Linked DNA regions of Mus musculus: region 1 is linked to region 2. The links are chromatin loops, found by intact Hi-C in ENCODE. Cell type or tissue: left cerebral cortex. All regions are shown on one strand.

Evidence for each region. Hi-C counts contacts between places; a loop is a spot of excess contacts. Peaks named below come from ENCODE experiments on the same cell type or tissue, not always from the same donor. Only the 100,000 strongest peaks of a DNase experiment are listed, where the experiment ranks them.
Region 1: a loop joins it to region 2, with 4 times the contacts of the local background. A loop is called at or near these places in 23 of 42 quality-filtered maps.

What each region holds. Positions count from the first base shown.
Region 1 is chr7:27,127,756-27,135,755 of GRCm38, reverse strand. Cyp2f2 (cytochrome P450, family 2, subfamily f, polypeptide 2) reads right to left here. Exons shown (of 10, transcript NM_007817.2): 5 at 6,405-6,565; 6 at 5,863-6,039; 7 at 5,321-5,462; 8 at 4,399-4,586; 9 at 3,141-3,282; 10 at 2,096-2,540. The coding sequence ends at 2,359. Among named protein-coding and RNA genes, the nearest start is that of Cyp2f2, 12 kb to the right of the region's middle. In left cerebral cortex, CTCF peaks have their summits at 2,796, 3,007 (motif pointing left), 4,171 (motif pointing left) and 7,373; DNase peaks (open chromatin) are centred at 2,507, 3,002, 5,888, 7,380 and 1 more place.
Region 2 is chr7:26,775,480-26,783,479 of GRCm38, reverse strand. Gm51442 (a long non-coding RNA gene) reads left to right here and starts at 1,841. Exons shown (of 2, transcript XR_003946615.1): 1 at 1,841-2,851. In left cerebral cortex, CTCF peaks have their summits at 4,795, 5,480 (motif pointing left) and 7,424 (motif pointing left); DNase peaks (open chromatin) are centred at 2,737, 3,273, 4,782 and 7,375.

The sequences.
Region 1 (8,000 bases), 350 kb before region 2:
CTCTACCCCTGAGTCATGTCCCCAACCCCCTATTGGTGGATTCTCAGCAAGCTCTGTACTGTTGAACAACACTTCAAGCCTCCCCTCTGACCCAAGCCTAGGGGTGGGGTCAGGATCTAATTATGTAGCCTTGGTTGGTTTGGAACTCACTATGTAGAGTATGCTGGTCTTCAACTCATCTGCCTGTGTCTGCCTCGCAAACTCTGGGATTAAAAATATGTGGGCCACCACACGGAGCTTCCAAGCCCTTTTCCTTTTTGGGACACTAAGCTGTCCAGGATGGCTTTTGAACTCACTCTGTGGCAGAGCAGCTTTTGAATTAGTGATCCTTCTGCCCCAGTCTCTGGGATAACTGAGCTTGCAGACCTGGCTTTCTTGGTGAAGGGTCTTCAACAGGACCAAGTGTGGCAAACACAGCTCTGGTAGGCCTTGCTTGCCTTTCTCCTCCATTCCCTCCGCCTTGCTAAAAACCATTAGATTACATTCCTAAAGCTGCTCACCGAGACCTATTTCCTTATTTCTCCACTTTTTTCTCCTGGGGCTGACCACCAAGGTCCAGCTATCAAAGTATTAGTCCAGCAAGCAAAAGTTCCCGTTGAATGTCCTAATTAACCTGCCCAAGCAAAATTAACATCTCATCCTAACACAGGGTTTCCCCCTTTACCTTTATAAACCACCATTTTTTCTATGTGCCACATCTGTCTTCTGTCTATCCAGAGGCAAGTCCCTTGTGCTTGAGGAGGGATACCCCTTCTGCCTCTCCCTAATTCCCTTCCCCATCTCCCTCATCCTTTATCTCCTGTCTTTGCATCTTACTCCCCATCCTTGTCTTTCTGGGGCAAATAAATCTTCTTTGTGCTGAGAACTTGGCCTTGGATGGGTGTCCTGAGCCAATACTGCTCTTTTTTATCAGGCCTAGTTTTCTTTTTCTTTGCTTGTGTCTCCTTTCCACACCCCCTCCCCCTTTGGTGTTCTCTCTCTCTCTCTCTCTCTCATATTTCTCTTTCTTGTCTTATCTGCATTCATGTCTGTGTGGCACATGTATTGCTAGTGCCTGTGGTGGCCAGAAGAGGTGTCAGATCCCCTGGGACTAGAGTGAATCATTGTGAGCTATCATATGGGGGACTTGAACCAGGGTCCTTTGGAATAGCAGGAAGTGCTCTTAACTGCTGAGCCGGCTCCCCGACTTTTTTTTTTTCTCTTTATCTCTACTCTCCTCTGTCTCTGACAATGTTTTCTTTTGTCCCTTTGCAGCCTCTGGTTTATTGAAGGGTAGTGGTTAGAGCTTCAGTGTCTGTGGTGAGTGCTCCAGTGTGATCTTGGGCAAACCACTGCATCTTTCTTAGTCTCAGTTTGGTCTGTAACATGGGGTAGCAATCCTTCTTTGTTCTATAGGGAGAATTAGGGGTGTCATCGAGAGCTCTTTTCTTGGGAAGCATAGTTTAGTCTTTTGTAATCGTCTCTCTCAGGCTCTCTAGCTTCCATCCCACGGGCCCCGTAGTTGATATCTCCCCTGGTGACCTTTCCCTCCTCGGTCTTGGTTTCTCTGCCTCTCTGTCTTTAGGCCCCCACATTCTTTTCTTTCCAGCTGGTTTCCAGAAAACGTTAACTCCCTTCCCCCTTGGTTTGCAGTACTGGAGACCAGACCACGGGAGCCATACATGTTTGCAAGAACTCTATTAGCGAACTATATCTTCAGTACTTTCAAAAATTAACTTTGAGACAATTAAGTTGACTTTGAGCTCATTCAGTAGCCTAGACAAGTCTCTGACTTTGCATCTGGTAACTATAGGAGAGCCTTGGGATGGGCGTGTCTTCATTCCCTCTGCACCAGACCTTCTACTTCCTCACCATAAAACAGTGGTTCTCAATCTTCCTAATGCTGTGGCCCCCAATAATTCCTCAAGTTGGGGTGATCCTACACATAAAATTATGTTTGTTGCTACTTTATACCTGTAATTTTGCTGTTGTGAATCATAATGTAAATATCTGATCCCAGATGAGTCTTGTGGAAAGGGGATTCGACCCACCGCTCTTCGACTGCTGCCATCACGGGTTGATCTCTTCCAACTAATTCAGCCAAGTCAGATATACATCAGTTATTAAGATATTTACTAGGAAATGATACAAACAGACAGGAAAAGGGTGCATCATAGAATAGGTTCTGTGCGTATAAGACGGGTATTTCACCTTTGTCACGTCATTCTTTCCATGAAGATGGGCTTAAGATAGGCGGGGTAAAGTACTGATACGTGGCAGGCCCAGGGTTAAGGGAAGATCATGTGAGAGAGATATCAATGGAGGCCTATGACAGTGAACCCCAACTGGAAGAAGGACAGGGGTCCCTGGGCGCAGTACTCAGCGAATGTGCATACACAGCTGGAAAGGCCTTGGCAAATTGCCCAGCCCTGAGCTGAGCGGGGTCAGGTCGATGTCCTCAGGATCCACCAGCGGCTGCAATGTGAAGTTCTGCAGAATGGAGGTGAAGTATATGAAGAGCTCCATGCGCGCCAGTGGCTCTCCCAGACACAGTCGACGTCCTGTGTGGGCAAGAGGGCCGAGAGCAGAGGTTAGGTAAGAGAGCATGGGCTGCATCCCATATTCTTAGAGGAAAATGTGTGGGTTTGAAGATCATGATCGGGGATATCGCTGACACAGGAGGGAATGAAGCCGAGGAAGCTGCCGATATGAATGCAACTGTCTGGGTTCAAATCTTGTATCAGAATGTTACCACAGATGGGACAGAACTGGGGTGCAATCCACTGTGATCTGGCTACGGAGCCCAACTCATTTGGCCCCTTCTCAGAGACAGCATCAGGCACACAAAAGGCAATTTATCTGACATTAGTCCTCATTTCCTCCTTCTTGTACGGAGTAATTAGAATTCCCGCCTCCTTCGTTTCCCAGTCCCCTTCCCCCAGCTCCACACCTACCCCCCACCCCCGCCCCCGCTGCAAGGTAGAGTTAAGAAAAACCAGGGCCAGCAGCGCCACCTAGTGGGAGTTTAATAATCATTCTTAAGCGGCTTTCACCTTGGTGTTAAAGGAACCAAATTGGAAAAGGGAAATTTCTGTATGCTAAGCCAAGGATGGGATGGTTTGAAGAGTAGGGTTAGAGTTACAGTTCACTCCATCTCTTACCAGCCGAAAATGGCATGAAGGCGGGGCTCTTTTTGAAAGAATGATTGTCGTCCAGAAAATGTTCAGGATTGAACTCCTGAGGCGTCTTGAACTGGTCCGAGTCGTAGTGCACAGTGTTAAGGAGTGTGATGACATCTGTGCCCTGTGTGGGCGAAGAGACAGTCAGTGAATGTACTCTCACTGAGGATTAACAAAACTTTATTTTATGTCTAAGTGTTTGCCTGTGTGCAATATGGGTGTAAAGTTTCCTGGAAATGGTGGTTGTGAATTGCTATGTGGATGCTAGGAATCCAACCTGGGTCCTTTGGACGTGCTCTTAACTGCTGAGACATCTTTCCATTCTGAAAATGGGTTTATTATTAATTTTTTCCCCCAAGCTCGAGTTTCTGTGCTGCAAAGATGGAGCACTAGGGATTTGAAAAGGTGGGACTCTACCTAGGTCCCCTAGAGATAGGTGCTAGATGCTGTTGTTGAGGTCTGAGAAATGGATGTGGGCCACCCTTGGTCCTGAGCTTTGTAGAAGCAGACGCGGGATTTCTGAGTGGGGGTGTGCTGGGGTGCAAAGTGGGGTGGGGTGGGAGTTGGGGTGGAGTGTTTGGAGAGGGTGTCCTCCAAGAATGGTATTTTGGCCTCAGGAGATGTTTAGATAAAATTCCAGAGCCCAGTAGTTCTGGAAAGGGGTCTGAGGAAGGGGCTTGAGATAGGAAGGTGTATGGAGTTCCGATCTCTTCTGATATGAAGGAACTCTGTTTTAAAGCATCTAAAATGGCTAAGCCAGGGGTGGTAGAATTCCAATACACTGGAGGAGGAGGCAGGAGCTTCGGGAGTTCAAGTCCAACCTCAGTCACGTAGGGAGTTCAAGGTCAACCTGGGCTATAAGGGAACCCCCCCCCCAAAAAAAAAAAGACTGGGGAGATGGTATTAAGGGCACTGGCTACTCTTGCAGAGAACCTGTGTTCAATTCCCAGCACCCTCTTGATGCCTCCCAACCATCTGTATATTCAGTTCCAGAGGCCACAGCGCCCTCTTTTGGCCTCCTTGGGCACTGCATGCATGTGGTACACAGCCATTTAGGGGAAACACCATACATGTAAAAAACAAAATTAAATATTGGAAAAAAATATTGGCAACTTCCCACCTCTGCTGATTGGTACCCTGGGAGCTGATTGCTAGGGTCTAGGGTACCTCTTAGCCAATTACAAAAGCTTGAGGTACCCTTCCTAGGTTACCCCTATGTCATTTTAGGAGCCCAGCACACCTTGGGTATCAGGAAGCCCCGGAAAGGTGTGTCCCGAGTGACACGGTGAGGCAGGTTCATGGGGATGACGTCAGCAAAGCGTTGCACTTCGTGGATCACTGCATCTGTGTAAGGCATGGATGTACGGTCTTCCAGCGTCGGCATCCGCGAGCGCCCCACCACACGGTCAATCTCTTCCTGCACGCGGGCTGGAGGTAGAAGGAGAAGGTAGTGAATGATGGTCTCTGAGGAACCGCTGGGACTGGGGCAGGTTTGTGGGAGTTCATGGGACAGGATCAAGTCAGAGCTTTTCTAGTTGTAGGCAGTGGCCTGTCATCATTGCACGCAGGAAGCTGAGGCAGGAAGATAGCTGTGAGTTCTGGTTAGTCTGGGTTTCAAAGCATTTGTTTTCAAGAGGGAAAAATGTTGATTGTTGCATGGGTTTCTGGGTGTGAGTTTGTGTAGGTGGGCTTTAGGGCTGTTTGGATCCTAGGATCCTCATTTGATTTCTGGAAGGGCTTTGAGGCTCATGGACCTAGTGTGTGGGCAGTGCAGCTATCTCCCGCAAAGCCAGGAAGACACCCAGGAGGCGGAGCCTGGGGAAGGGGAGGCTTATGTGCTGGAGGGAGTCATGTTATTCAGAAGAGTTCAAGGTTCTTAGCAGACCTTGTGACTGGGTCTCAGGGGCGGGGTTTTGAGATGACAGAGGAAGAAGGATTCAGAGGCCAGACAGACAGTCGCATGTGTTGTGGGCAGGGCCAATAGTACTCAGGTATGGTCGGGAATGGCACTGTGTGGACCCTGAGGGCCTCTTAGTTGGTTTGGCTTGTATGAGAGGGTTGTTAATGGAGGGCTCTACTAGACCCTCTGGACGGGGTAGGGTGGGGGTGGAGGGTAGGAGAAGGGAGGAGGTAATGTAGAGGGGACATTGCTGCCCGTGTACCTTGCACTTTGGGGTATTTCATAAGAATAAGGAAGGCGTGACGCAGTGTGGTGCCCACGGTTTCTGTGCCACCGAAGAGCAGGTTGTGTGTGGTCATCAGCAGGGTATCCATATTGAAGTGGCTCAGTGGGTCTTGCTTCTCCTGTGGTTGAAGGATGGTACTATGAGTCAGGGACTGGGAGAAGCTTATACTTCGGAGCCTCTGTGATCCACTCAACTGCTACCGTCACTAGTCGCTGGCTCTGTCCCTCTCTTGAGCTAACTTTTTTTTTTTTTTTTTTTTTTTTTTTTGGTGGGAGCCGGGTAGTGTGAAGGGAGAGAGAAAAAGTGACAAGGCCCAAGGTGAACAATTTGGCCAACCACAACGGCTTAATAATTTGTTAATTGGTAGTCGCTTTGGGCAGCTGTCCAGCAGGGCCAGGTGCCACAGCTTCAGGACTCTACCCAAACTGAGATCTGTGCACGTTTGAGGCGGGGAGCGGGAGGGGGCAGCAGGAGGGCTTCACACCAGCCTAGAGGGAGAATCTTCATCCTACAGCTACCTGTGCCATCTTTGTGAGGAAGCAGTCGATGAAGTCCCGGGGAGAGTTGGGGTCCAGGGAATCCTGGTGTTCGCGGACGCTGCGGGCAATGAGATCTTTCATGCCTCCAAAGTTCCGGAACAAGCGTTTGTGTGGCCCAGGTATCCAATCAAGGACACTTGGGAAGATGTTGTACATCTGGGGACCAGAGTTGGAGAGGCTTCGTGAAGCAAGCTTGGGGGTTGATGGATAGGCTAAGCAAAGCAAACTTAAATCAACTCTGACCTGGTCTTGTCATGGGCAGCCAAGTTCTGCAAGGGTGGAACGAGAGTGGGAGGGAGGGGGGCAGGACAGAGGAGGATGGGTGGACCGTGTAACTGGGGGTGGGGTTTTAAGGAGGAGTTCTTTCTATTTTGTCTAGCTTGGTCAGGAACTTGTGGCAATCCTCTCCCCTCGGCCTCCTTAGTATGGGGTTTATAGGCATGTATCTCATCACTGGCCCCTGGTACATTTTTGGACCCTGTGGACCCATGATCCCATCTGGTTGACCTCCGAGTGCTTACCTCGCCCCAAGGGCTGCTCATAATCTTGAAGTTGTCATTGATAAAGTGGATGATGGTGAGCAGACGCTCATCGTCATAGTCGAAGCGACTTCCGAAGACGACAGAGCAGATAATGTTGGACACAGAGCGGCTCAGGATAAACACGGGGTCAAAGGGCTTGCCTGAGGTGGAGAGATGAAGTAGGTCAGTGTGAAGCTCTGCCAATACAACATGTGCCAGATGGAGTGCTCCCACGATTCCTGCTTGCTCAGAATTCACCCACCGTGAGACAGCACCTCACAGTCCAGAATGCTCTCACGAGGCCACGCAATGTGCAATATGACAGGCCACGCAATGTGTGATATGACAATACTCCTAAATAATTTGGCAATGTCATGTACAACAAAACTCTTGCAGAACAAGAATACATTACACTGCCCACAGCACGGCACACAGGTATCATAGCCAACAGCTGCCCACAAAATCACCAGTGAGTACAGCCAAAGAGTCCTAAGGGTGGTTAGCACCTGTAACCCCTGCTGAGGCAGGATGGTTGCCTCAAGTTTGAGGTCAGCCTGGGTTATAAGGCTCAAAACTGTCTCAAAATCAGACAGCTAGGGACCAGAGGGCTTCCTCAGGCTATTAATGATTGCCTATAACTCCAGGAGATCTGACCTTCCTTATGACCTTGGCAGGCACCCCTGAACACTCTGCATGCCACAAACACATATGCATACAAGTAAACCCTAAATTAATAAAAAAAATAGACATTTGTTTATAGTGGTTGACCTCTGCAATCTCAGCACTTGGGAGGCAGAGGGTAGGGATCAGGAGTTCCAGGTTATTCTTGGTTGCATAGAGAGTTTGAGACCACCCAGGGCTATGAGAGACTTTGTCTCAATGAAAGAAACCAAACCAAACCTCATAAACCAACCAAGCACAAAATATGCCAGTACAGACAGCCCAGGGACATCCCAAGGCGCAGTCGCAATGTACCACCTCATGGTGTCAGTATACTCCAACATCCGGCTGCCAACATACAGCAGTAACTCACAGCAACTCATAGGATAGTGCAGAACACACTGTAGTATCCTGGCAGCAGAAGAGGTGATGCATAGTAAGTTAACATTGGGGTGCAGCAGACTCACAGTGAAGTGTCATACACAATGCCAGAGGACAACTTTACCTCAGGATAGACCACAAACATATTGTCTAACCTCTTATCATTCAACAGCCAAACACACTATAGGATACAATAAAAGCAACAAATGCTAGGTCAGGTGGTGCAGGAGGCCTGTAATCCCAGCACTTGGGAGACTGAGGCAGGAGGCTCATTGTGAGTTCCAGGCCAGCCTGGGCTACAGAGTTTCTGTTATGAAAACAAACAAACAAAACTCACATTTCAACACAACATTTAAGGTGTAAGAGCAGAAAGTCCAGAAAACAGTTTCTGGAGGTAGGACTTTGCTTTGATTCTAGTGTGGGCTCTTAGTCTCCATGTTTTTTTTTTTTTTTTTTTTTTTTTTAAATCTGAACCTCAGTTCCCATCCATAAAATGGGCGTGGTGATAGACTCCTCCTCATGGAGCTCTTAGAAAGAGTCAGGGAAATTTATAAC
Region 2 (8,000 bases):
GCTCCATGCCAGCTTGGCTTCAGAAGCCTTGGGAGCCGCCAGCACAGTCATTTCTCTGACTCTTATTTAGTGCCAGGCCATGCAAATCAAAGCTCATTTAACCTCAACAACAGGCTTCAACACTGATGAGTACAGCCAGTTCTTCAGCGTGCTGGCTGGATCCCAGACACGTGCGAGTATTTATTTGTACATACTGCAGCCAATCCCACCAGCAGCTCTTCCATATAGTAAATCCTGTTATCTTCATGGCCTTACAACTGCACAGATAAGGCAGAGGCAGGGATAAGCCACGTCTCAAAGTCACCTAGTAGCTCAGATTCAACACTGAGATGTAAATAGAACCTGCCAACTCCATCCCTGCGCTGAGGGAAAGCTGAGAAGGTTAGAGATGCGGTTCTGATTCTGTAGACATGGGACATAGCCTGGGACCTAAAGATCTCCCAGGGAGATCTATGAGCTCTAGAGACCATTGTGTCCACCCGGAAACATTATGTCCAAGTATATTCACATCCCTTGAGCACCTGCCTATTATTTACTTCAAGAATATCTATTGTGAGCCCCACAACGTGCTGGCTACATACGAGGGGTCTATATAAGTAAAAGAGAAGACACGAGTAACAAAAAAAAAAAAAAAATCAGTGAGCTGAACCAGGCACACTCCTTAACAGCAGCATTCAGGCCACAGTTTCAAGATCAACCTGGACTTCCCTATAGGGAACACACACATTCCTGTCTTGGGCTGAAGAGATAGTTCAGGCTGTAAAATATGTGGCAAAAATATAAGGATCTGAATTCAATCCCTGGGCCCACATTAAAGAGGAGGAGGAGGAGGAGGAGGAGGAGGAGGAGGAGGAGGAGGAGGAGGAGGAGGAGGAGGAGGAGGAGGAGATAATCAAGGAACATTGGCACATCCTTTAATCCCAGAGCTGGGGAAGCAGAGGCAGGTGGATTCCTGTGGTTTCCTGGCGATTAGCCCAGCCTAGTCAGCAGCTCCCCCAGAGCTAAGTGAGCTATCCTATCTCAAAAGATAAAGTATGAAGCTTGGGATATTCTCTGTGGGCAAGAGTGTTTGCTGGATAAGTATAAGGACCTCGGTTCGGTTCAAGTCCCCAGAGCCCACATAAAACAAGCTGAGCATGCCTCTGTGTTTCCTGCAATCTCTGCATTGGGCAACGAAGACAAAAGGACCCCAGGAGCAGCTCACAGGCCAGATGGCCTAGACAGAAAAAGTGAGAGACCGTCTCAAGGCAAAGAGCAGTAGAGAAAGACATTGTGTCCTGCACTGCCTCTGCGTGCTTACACAGAATATGTGCGCTCATGCTTCACAGACATGCACTATGAACACACACGCACACACACACACACACACACGCACACACACGCACACGCACACGCGCACACACACACACACACACACACACACACACAGAGGCGGGGAGAGGGAACTCTGACCTTGTGAAACCTTTTTTTTTTTCCTTCAGCAGACCCTGTCAGATACTATGTTTGATTGATCCTGGAAGTTGCCAAACCTGATCTCACCTCAAGGCCTTTGCCCTTGTGGCTCCCTATACAAAAGGAAAGTCACGCCCTCCCCCCCCCCCCCCCTTCAGAGCTCACATTTCCTAAAGCCCTCCCACTATTCAGTCTAAAAAGACCATGACCTGACAGTTTCCTAACTAACTGAGCTCACCTTATTTCATCTTATGACCTGCTTGTGTTGGGTTTTATCTGCTGATATTTACATACCGAATTGGCCGGGGGGGGGGGGCATGATTTTCTTAGTACCAGGATAGTATGTAGTATGGGCTTACTCAACGTTGGCTGATAATAGTTAACACCTTTAATATTCCTTACAAAGGATCAAGCATCCCACACTCCTTGCAGGACTCTAGCCAGCCTGAGCATGGTACACATGGCTCTGGCAGGCTTTGTCTTTCTTCACCTGTTCTCTCTGCCTTGCTAAAAAACCATTCGATTATATTCCTGTAGCTAGCCTCCAAGTCTATTTCTTTATTTGGTCACTTCCTCCTCTTGAGACTGACTATAAAGGTCCAGCTATCAAACTATTGAAGTTCAGCAATCAAAAGTCCCCTTTGGCTGTTTTAATTTACATGCCTAATTAGAACTAAACACCTCATCCTTACAGGGGGTTCCCCTTCTACCCTTTCTTTCTAAATCACCATTTTCCTAAGGGCCGTGTCTGTCTCCTCTCTACCCACGGGCAGTCCTTTGTTCCTCTGGGATAAATACCCCTCTTCCTCATTCCCTTTCCCTTCTCTCTCATCCTCTAACTCCTGTCTTTGTCTCCTTATCCCTCCTCTGCACCCCGCTACCCCACCAGGGGGCAAGCAAATCTCCTTTGTGCTGAGAACTTGGTCTTGCAGCTACCTACCTTTTCATACTTCCCACGTGTAACATCAAATAACCTCTTGTTAAAGAAAAATCTACAGTGAGTTAAGTTTAACAAAATGTTTTCATATGGAAGTTTAAGGTTTTGTTTTTCAATTTCATGAATAATTTTATTGAAATTTTGACAGCAATTGTATTAAATCTGTAAATTGCTTTTGGTACGATGGCTATTTTCACACTATTAATCCTGAGACTGTGAGAACCAGAGGCGGTAGATGACGAAAAGGAGACAAAAATTTCCAGACACAAAGCAGGTGCACACATGAACTCAAAGAGACCGTGACGGCACGCAGCGACCCTCACAGGATGCGCATGCCTCCACAGGCTGCACATGCGCAGGACCGGCACAACTCAGACACAACCCCAGCAGGTGGGGTGGGAGAGCGCACAAAGTCCCACCCAATCCAAGAAGCTCTTCACAAGTGACAGCTGATGGCAGAGGGTAAGAAAAGAATTTTTTTTTTTTTTAAAAGGGAGTGACACTGGGTTTGTCAACCACACTCTAGGTCAGTTCCCAGGCTCAGGAGGAGTTAGCCAACTCAAATAGGACTCCATGGTGTTTTAGTGGCTTTTCTCTTTTTAAGGAGAGAGAGAGAGAGGGAGAGGGAGAGGGAGAGGGAGAGGGAGAGGGAGAGGGAGAGGGAGAGGGAGAGGGAGAGGGAGGAAGAGGAGGAGGAGGAGGAGGAAGAGGAAGAGAGAAAGTTGGCTAGGTAAGGAAGGGAAGGGAAAATTACTTTATGAAATAGATAGATAGATTGGCTATAGTTTGCTTCCTGTGGAAATGGTCTAGTCAGTTGGGAGCCTGTGATTGGCTGAAGCTCAAATGCTGTGATTGGCTGAGATTCAGTTGCTTGGTTAGCACAGAGCATATTCTTAGGCTGCTGTTTGCCCACAAAACAGGGTAAGGCTCACTGTATACAGAGACCATTTTCAATCAGTCTTTATCACCTTGGTAACATGGACATAGGCCAAATTTATCTATTTAGCCCTCTCACCCTCTCACCTCATTGTAACTCCTTTATATACGATGTTCTACAATGTGCGTTTCTCACGTATGTGTTTTTCAGTGTAACTCACTCATCCACAATGTTCTACAGTGTGGTTTTTCTCATTTTCCATGTTTCTCATTGTAACTCCTTTATATACGATGTTCTACAATGTGCGGAGGGTACCAACTATTGGTAGTAGAGATTAATTATAGGTTTGGAAGGTAGAGGTACAGGTTTTTTTTTTTTTAATTTATTTATTTTATTTGTATTAGTATACTGTAGCTGTCTTCAGAAACACCAGATCCCTTTACAGATGGTTATGAGCCACCATGTGGTTGCTGGGATTTGAACTCAGGACCTCTGGAAGAGCAGTCAGTGCTCTTAACCGCTGAGCCATCTCTCCAGCACCGAGGTACAGGTTTTTAAACTTGCTTAAACTGAACACAATAGAAAATGCCAAGTTCGGATTCTTGGCTTCTAAGTCCCCGTTCTTTGCTACTCTGCTGGATATGCAAAACTATGTTTCTGTCCTAGCTCTAGCTTGGCATGATGGGGCCACACAGTGATGGATTTTGAACAATCTCTCCCACTCTGTGTGTGTATGTGTGTGTGTGTGTGTGTCTGTGCCCCTGTGCAGGGGTTGTCACGCATTCTCCACCTTATTCACTTCAAACCTGTTCTCTCCTTGAGCCTGAAACTCATTACTTTGCTTGGCAGCCAAGAAGCCCAAGCAATGCCTCTGTTGTGGCTCCCCTTGCCAGTGTTATATGTATGCTCTACATGGCCATGCCCAGACTTTTACATGAATAATGGGGATTTGAACTTGGGTTCTCATGCTTGCACTCATAACCCAGAGAGATGCCTCTCCAGCCCAGTTTTGAGTTTTGTTAGTTTCCAATGCCTTCCCAAAGCTGACCGAGGGAAAGAGAAATAGGGTAGGTTTTGAAAAAGTGGGGCGAACTTGGACGTCCCCCATAGGTCTATATGGTAATTCAGTACTCAGGATGGCCCTATTTGGAGATGGTGAAACTTTTCGGAGGTGGGGACTTGTGACATGTTCTTAGTCCTGGAGGTATGGCTGAAGAGGCTTTGGGGGGACCCCCATCTCTTCCCCTCCCCTCCCCTTTCTTCTTCTTTTCCTTTTTTTTCTTTTTCTTTTTCTTTTTCTTTTCTGTTCATGAAGTAAGAATAACTTGTCGTACCAAACGTTCCCTGGCACTGCTATGCAACATGCCCACCAGATGGCCCATAGCAACGGGCCCTCCTGCTTACTGTGGGGCCTTCAAAACTTTGAGGCAAAACGAACCGTTTCTCTGTGTAAGTTAGCTTGTCAAGAGTAATGAAATAGAGGTCTGATCTCCTGGGACTGGTGCTCCCCCTGTAGGGCAAATACTGGAACTGCAAGAGTGACTTGGGAAAGGATTCTGGCTATCGAAACATAGGTACTTAGGCTGAGAGACTGTGGCCTGCAGTGCCACTGTCTCATCTATTCTGTAAAGTCCAAGATTACACCAAGTCCGGCTGGGTACCTCAGGACTATAATACTAGCACTCAGGAGGTTGACGAAATAGTGTCTGAGGACAGCAGCCTGGGTTACACAGCATGGCCCTGTCTCTAGATTTTCATACCAAAAATTTCAGGGATCCAGGGACGTGGTAGGTTTGTTTGTTTGTTTGTTTGTTTGTTTTGAGACAGGGTCTTACTAGGTAGAATCACCTGGGAAGAAAGTCTCAGTGAGGCATAGTCTACATTGGGTTGCTCTGTGGGGCTGTTTTTTGATTGTTAATTGATGTAGTAAGACCCAGCTCTCTGTGGTTGGTACCATTCCCTGGTTTTGGGGACCTGGACTATAGAATAGTATAGAAAGTTAGCTAAGCACAAGCAAGGGTGAGTTTGTTCTTTCTGCTAATGACTGCAGATGTGATGTGAACCTATTTGAAGTTCCTGCCTTGACTTCCCCTCCACTGATGGAATAGCATCTGGAATTATAAGCAGAATAAATCCTTCCTCCCCCATGCTGCTGATTGTCAGGGTATTTTATCGGGTCATCAGAAATGGTGTCTCCTTGGTTTAATTGCCAAATCCCACGCTTAGCATCTTGCCTGCCTCCTAGTGGACACCCAGGAAACACTAGTCATATCAATGTGGGAAGACTGAAAAAACAAAACAAAACAAAACAAAAGAAAACAAAACAGAACTTCCCTCCCTCCCTCCCTCCCTCCCTCCCTCCCTCCCTCCCTCCCTCCCTTCAAGGGCATTGAAAAAATTAAGCTATCATCAAGTGGTTTTCCACTTAATGAGCTTTGCAGGCAAAATAAAGACCTTTATTTGTGGAAGCCTCTTTGTGAACATTACACAGGAATTAACAAAATATTTATGTTGTGAAATGGAAAATCACTTTATAACAATGCATGCTGCCAAAGGAATTTTGCAAACAAAATATCTTTGTAGGTTGTAAGATACTTTATAAGCCACAAGGTATTTATAAGGGTTCAGTCCTGTGTACAGTTTACAATTGTACATTTTAAAGGGCTTTGTAAACTTCCAAGCTCTTTTGAAAAAACCCACAAAATATTCGACAAATGCCAGTTTTTTTTTTTTATACTATAGAGAGTGTTTTATAAACATCAAGGCAGGTGCAGAAAGACAACAGCTTTCTTTTCTTTTCTTTTCTTTTCTTTTCTTTTCTTTTCTTTTCTCTTCTTTTCTTTTTTTAGTTGTAATGAGATTCTCTACATTGAATTCCTTTTTAATTGTAAAGCACACTCTAAATCTTTTTAAATTTATGTTTGTGTGTATATGAGTGTGTGTGTATGTGTGTGCAATGTGCATATATGTGTGTATGGTGTGTACATAGGTGTATATAGTGATCCTGTTATGTGTGTGTATGTGTGTATATGTATGCATGTGTGTTGTGTGTGTGCATGTGTGTGCTGTGTGTTATGTGTGTATATGTGTGCAGTGTGTGTGATGTGTGTGGAGTTTGTATGCATGTCATGTGTAGTATGTGTGTGGTGTATGTGTATATGTGTTGTGTTCATGTTGTGAGTGTGATGTGTGTTGGATCTGTGTGTATGGTGTGTGTATGTGTGTGTTGTATGGTATGTGTGTACAGGATGTTTGGTATGTGGTGTGTGTGTGACGTGTGTTGGGTCTGTGTGTGTGGTGTGTGTATGTGTGTGATGTATGGTGCGTGTGTACAGGATGTGTGTGTGAGTGATGTGTGTGTGTGGTGTGTGTTGGGTCTGTGTATATGGTGTGTGTGTACAGGATGTGTGTGTGTGTTGGGTCTGTGTGTATGGTGTGTGTGTGTATGTGTGTGTGTGGTGTGTGCACAGGCACTGGTTGTTTTATGTGGTACTGGAGGTCCAAAGTCAGGTCCTCGTGTGTGCCCTGCCCTAGCACCACCATCACTCCAGCCTCCCCAACTCTCTTCCTTCCTTTCCTCTTTTTTTTTTTTCCTCTTTCTGTTTTACTTTGTTGAGGGCCCTGGATCCCCTCAGCTGTAGTTACTGGCAGTTGTGAGCCACCTTTCATGGGTCCAGGGAACTAAGTTCTGGTCCCCCACATGAGTAGCTTGTGCACTTATATGCTGAGCTGCCTATCTGGCCCCTGATTGCTAATGGTAGATTCCTCCTAGGTCAACCATAAAGTCTGCCCTGAGTATCTGGAGACTACTGTAGGTTGGATGGAAAGAGACTTTATGTAATCAAATGTATGAGTCAAAGAGCTTAGGAGGCCTCACAGTTCCCTTCCCCCCATTTCTTTAAAAATAAGTCTGTGGCTGAGCTCTAAACCCTCCCTTGTGTCTCTTCCCTGCTCATCTACAAACCCCATCACCTGTCTCCCGAGGGCCTCAAGGAGCAGCGCAACACACACACACACACACACACACACACACACACACACACACACACACACACACCCCACACACAACGTCTCTGCCCACCTGCTGGCCTTACTTCCTGACCAGGTGCCAATCAGTGCATCACATAATGTAGTACTGCCATCTACTGGTCAGAAACGACTACTTGAGGACTCCTGCAGGTAGCACAGCTTCTGGGCCTTGGGGGGATAGAATTCTGGCAGCAGAGGTGGGATGGGGAGTAATGGAGCAAGACGGATTAAGTGGTGTGAGGAATGTGAGGGCAGGGTAAGGGAGGGAGTACGAAGAGGGATGGTTAATCCTAAAACCTCTGAGAAAGCCAAGCTTGAACCAACCACTGTAAAAGCAGCTTACCAAAGTATATACACACTTTTGAAGCACTTGTATGGAGGCAATGATCCTACTAGATACCACAGGTCTTTTTGTCATATAAAAAGCCACATGTGGTGGCTAGAATAGGTATGGTCTCCGTAGGCTCACATACTTGGATGATTAGGGACTCACTCTTTGAAAGGCTTAGGAGGGGTGGCCTTGTTGGAGCAATTGTAACCTTGTTGGAAGAAGTGTGTCACTGGGGGTGAATTTTGAGGTTTCAATTGCTCATGCCAGGCCTAGGGTCTGTCTCTTGCTGCTGCCTGCATAGCCATAGCTGGATGTAGGACTCTCATCTACTATGTCTGCCCGTGTGCCACCATGCTCCCTGCCATGAGGATAAT